Regions from separate parts of the Homo sapiens genome. Here region 2 is linked to region 1. Evidence: read pairs that join two places in POLR2A ChIA-PET (ENCODE). Cell type or tissue: GM12878. All regions are shown on one strand. Region 1 overlaps ZDHHC18 (zDHHC palmitoyltransferase 18). Region 2 has its middle 8.8 kb from the start of RPS6KA1.

What was found. Peaks named below come from ENCODE experiments on the same cell type or tissue, not always from the same donor. Only the 100,000 strongest peaks of a DNase experiment are listed, where the experiment ranks them.
Region 2: POLR2A ChIA-PET joins it to region 1 with 5 read pairs; 4 of 35 experiments call an interaction of 5 or more read pairs at or near these places.

The regions. Positions count from the first base shown.
Region 1 is chr1:26,829,821-26,832,320 of GRCh38, reverse strand. The region is part of intron 1 of ZDHHC18 (zDHHC palmitoyltransferase 18); the gene reads right to left. Among named protein-coding and RNA genes, the nearest start is that of ZDHHC18, 4.4 kb to the right of the region's middle. In GM12878, no CTCF peak of the experiment used is centred here; no DNase peak of the experiment used is centred here; H3K4me3 peaks cover 2,264 bases; H3K27ac peaks cover 1,645 bases.
Region 2 is chr1:26,519,682-26,522,181 of GRCh38, reverse strand. It overlaps the pseudogene DPPA2P2. Among named protein-coding and RNA genes, the nearest start is that of RPS6KA1, 8.8 kb to the left of the region's middle. In GM12878, no CTCF peak of the experiment used is centred here; no DNase peak of the experiment used is centred here.

The DNA of each region.
Region 1 (2,500 bases):
GAGGCAGAGGCACAGCTCCTTGATGAGTGCAGCCACTCCCCAATAAGTACCGGGAACAGACATCACTAATTGATCCTTGTGATATACTTTCCTCCAGAGCACATGGCAGATGTGTCCAATAGATCCCAGCACTCCTAACCTCTGCATCCAGAGAATCCCTCTACACACAGAGCTTCAGGCAGACACTAGTGGACTGTCACCTGAGACAAACCATCCTGCAGTGTTCATTCACTCATTCATTCACTCACTCAGTCCACAAATATTTACTGAGGTCTTCTCTGTGGCAGGCAACACCTTCAATAAGCAGCAGGAATAATGACGACGGATAAGACAAGAGTCCCTCCCCCTTGTGGCTTATGGTCTAGTGGGGAAAACAAGACATGTAAACAGGGAATTGCCACACAGGGTGATGTGTGCTCTAGTGGGGGAGGGGAACGCAGTAGCACAGTCAGGAAAGGCAACCTGAAGGAGACAATCCTAAGCTCCAACCTGAAGAATGAGTAGAGGGCTGGGGGAACTGCATGGTCCAGCCACTGTCACTGTGACCCAAGGTAGGCAGGTATCCCCAAGGCAGTGCTTTCAGACCCCCTGACCCTGGCTGCCTCAGAGAATAGCCTGTGCCTGCTGAATGGTCATGCCTCTGTCCCCCAGGGAGGCTGCCTACCACAGCCCTCTTCAAGCTCCCTCCTCCATCTTAGGGCTAGAACATTCTAGAAGTTCTGGACACTGGTGGGAGAATGGCTTCATGATAGTGAAGCTATCAGGGCTCTCTCTCTATGGCCAATCCTCTCTGTTGTCACCTCACTGTCCACCCAGAAGCCAGAGCCACTTTTGGAAATGTCAATCAGATCATGTCATTTCCCTGCTTAAAACCTCCCAATTGCTTTCCATATAGTTTGAATACAATCCAAACTCCCTACCATGGCCTTCTAGGCCAGGCATGATCTGGGCCCTACTGAGGACTTCAGCCTCATTCTACAAAACTCTCGTCTTGCTCCTGCTCCTCCCATCACAATAGCCCATGACAGTTCCTATAACAAGCCTGGCTCTCTCCTACCTCAGGGCCTTTGCACTTGCTGTTCCTTTTCTCAGATTCCTCTTCCCTCCTCAGAAGGACCTACCTTGACAACTCTGTACACAGTGAACTTCAATGCTCTTTCTTTCCTGTATAACATTTAGTATAGATTTCAGCTACTTGTCTATGTGATGGCTATTTTTCTCTCACTAAAACATAAGCTTGGCCAGGCGCAGTGGCTCACGCCTGCAATCCCAGCACTTTGGGAGGCTGAGGTGGGCGGATACCTGAGGTCAGGAGTTCGAGACCAGCCTGACCAATAAGATGAAACCCCATCTCTAATAAAAACAGAAAAATTAGCAGGGTGTGGTAGCATGTGCCTGTAATCCCAGCTACTCAGGAGGCTGAGACAGGAGAATCACTTGAACCCGGGAGGCAGAGGTTGCAGTGAGCCGAGATCGTGCCATTGCACTCCAGCCTAGGCAACAAGAGCAAAACTCTATCTCAACAACAACAACAACAACAACAACAACAAACAAACATAAAAAAACATAAGCTCCTCTGTGGGTATAGACTATGTTCTCTTGTTCAGCTTTATATTTCCAGCACACTGCACAGCACCTGGCACCAAGGACGTACCCGGTAAATAACTGCTGCCAGGGGACAGAAAAATAGCTACCATCTTTTGAAGGCTTACTATGTGCCAGACACTGCCCTAATTAATAAACTACTGTTAGCAACATCCAAAGTACAGATAGTTACTGTGCTATGTACAGATAGTTACTGTACTATGTAGATAGTTACTGTACTATCTACAGATAGTTACTGTACTACTGTACCTGGATGGGCCAGGTACCAGGCTAAGCAGTTCCTGTGTACTTTCTCATCAAATCCTCACTGGGACCCTGTGAAGTTATGCTCCCCACTTTACAGATGAAGAAACTAGAGCTCAGAGAGTTTAAGTAATCTGCCCAAGGTCACATGGCTCAGGAGTGCTAAAGTGGGACCCAAGCCAGGTCTGACTTTGAGGTTCATACTTTTAACCATCACCCCATAGCCAGAGTAGCACCTGATCAGGTAAGGAGATGACGGGGCCCTGGGAGGCCTGAGATCAACCAAGCTTCCAGGAGTGGCACAGTAGGCACACACCTGTGGGCACCTGCATGCTGCTTCTGAAGTCTCCGTCATCAGATGCTCTGGCCTTCAGAGAAGCCCTTCCCCTGAGGAGCAGACTGCCAAGGCCAAGGGCTCCCAGTGGGTCACACTCTGCTCCATACATCTCAATGGTTTCTGGGTCTGACCCTCAAACAGAACCAGTGGGCGCTCAGTGTCACCCACATGGCAATGAATCCAGTTCATATGCAATCAGACTTGTGTGGGGGGACAGAGAAGACTTGAAATCTAAGACTTGTAGAGCCTGCAGGAACCACCAAGTCCTAGCCTCCTGATTTGCCAGAGGCTAACAGCTCTCCCAGGCCCACAGCT
Region 2 (2,500 bases), 310 kb after region 1:
TAAGTTCAGAAAGGGGTCCAGGAGAGCTCAGTGTGCACACAGTGGGTGACAGTGATGGAGCAGTGATGGAGTGATGGAGGGGGCAGAGTCTCTTGTCTGTCTCATCCCTCATCTGAGGAATGGGAATGGTGTCATCCTTCTGCTTGAAATCCTCCTGCGCCTCCCCCATCACACTTCAAACAAATCCAAAGTCTTGGCCAAGTCTGTGAACCCCCCAGGCCCCGGCCCACTCCGTCGGGCACTCTCTCCTACCACTCTGTCCCTCGTTCGCCGCTCTCCTGCCACCGGGTATCTTTGCGGATCACTGGACATGCCTGGTATGCTCCTGTCAGGCTCTGCTCCTGCTATGCCCTCCACCTGGAACATTCTTTCTCCATTTCTCAGGGTTCACTCTCTTACTTCATTCACACCTCTGCTCAAATGTCACCTCCCGGAGAGGACTTTCCTTTTCTTATCTTACCTAAAATAGTTCCCCTTGGCCGGGCGCGGTGGCTCACGCCTATAATCCCAGCACTTTGGGAGCCTGAGGCGGGCGGATCACTTGAGATCAGGAGTTTGAGACCAGCCTGGCCAACATGGTGAATCCCTGTCTCTACTAAAACTACAAAAATCAGCCAGGCATGGTGGCGCGCATGCCTGTTATCCCAGCTTCCTGGGAGGCAGAGGTAGGAGAATCACTTGAACCCAGGAGGCGGAGGTTGCAATGAGCCAAGATTGCGACATTGCACTCCAGCCTGGGTGACAGAGCGAGACTGTCTGAAGAAAAAGAAAAAAAAAGCTCTCCATCAGCTATATAACCTACGTTATCTTTTTATTTTTCATGGCATGCTCTTTACTAGCAATCCTGTTGTTTATTTACCTGTTTGTTTCTCCCACTAGAACAAAGCTCCATGAGGCAGGACTTGTCTGTTTACTGCTGTTTCTCTGGATACATTTGATATATTGTAGGCCCTCAAAATGTACTTGTGAATGGAGCCACACCAACCTGGGCTCTAATCCTGGTCTGGCTACCTCCTAGCTGTGTGACTTTGAGTATTTCGGTTAACCCCTCTGAGCCTCAGTTTGTGCCTTAGAAAACTAGAGGTGGCTATGAGTATTAAGTGAGATCAGGCAATAAAATACCTGTGTGGCACCTGGCACACGATAGGTGCTCCATAGAAATGGTAGGTGACAGCCGGGTGTGGTGGCTCACGCCTGTAATCCCAGCACTTTGGGAAGCCAAGGCAGACAGATCACGAGGTCAGGAGATCGAGACCATCCTGGCTAACACGGTGAAACCCTGTCTCTACTAAAAATACAAAAAATTAGCCGGGCGTGGTGGCGGGCTCCTGTAGTCCCAGCTACTCAGGAGGCTGAGGCAGGAGAATGGTGTGAACCCAGGAGGTGGAGCTTGCAGTCAGCCGAGATTGCACCACTGCACTCCAGCCTGGGCAACAGAGTGAGACTCTGTCTCAAAAAAAAAAAAAAAAAAAAAGAAGAAAATAAATGGTAGGTGACAATCACAGACTTCCTTCCTTCCCTCCAAATTCTTCCCCCTGCAAAGAAGGGAGAGAGCCAGAGATTGGGGCCTGGGGTTCACTGAGTGGGTTCTGCACTTGTGTGCAGCGAAGACATGAGGCCTCAGCCTGGAGGGACTCCCCTGACTGTGGTCAGGGGATGAATGAGAACGAAGCCAAAGAGGGAGTGGTCAAGCCTGGTGAAACCCGTCTCTACTAAAAATACAAAATTAGCCAGGTGTGGTGGTGCACGCCTGTAGTCCCAGAGACTGGGGTCTCACCATGTTTCCCAGGCTGATCTCGAACTCCTGGACTCAAGTGATCTGCCTGCCTGAGCCTCCCAGAGCGCTGGGATTACAGGCATGAGCCATCATGCCAGGCCTAATTTTAAAAAAAATGTATCACCGAATGGACAAGACAGGGGTGTTGCTGAAAATGTCAGACTCAAATTTGGATAGCAGCAAGAAGAATTTCTTTGAGGGGGAAGTAGCTGATGAGGAAAGTGTGATTTTGACATTGCTGCCAGTTAAAGATGACCCAAATATGGAACAAACAGAACCAAGTGTTTCTTCAACTTCTGATGTCAAACTGGAGAAACCTATGAAATACAATCAAGGTCATCTACTTCAAACAAATTAACAATTTACAGCTCCACAAAAAGCTAGATGCAAAATACCAGCTCTTCCCTTGCCGACCATTTTGCCTCCCATTAATAAGGTGTGTTGGGACACTTTGCGGGACTGGTGCCAACAACTCAGTTTGAGTACTAATGGCAAGAAAATCGAAGTTTATCTGAGGGTCCATAGGCCTGCTTACCCTGAACAACAGCAAGATATGCCTGAAATGTCACAAGAGACCAGATTACAGCGGTGTTCAAGGAAACACAAGGCAGTGACCAAGAGAGCAAGGCTTCAGAAAACTTATGAGATGAATGAGAGAGCAGAAGAGACGAATACAGTCGAAGTGATAACTTCAGCGCAGGGAGCCATGTTGGCATCAAGGGC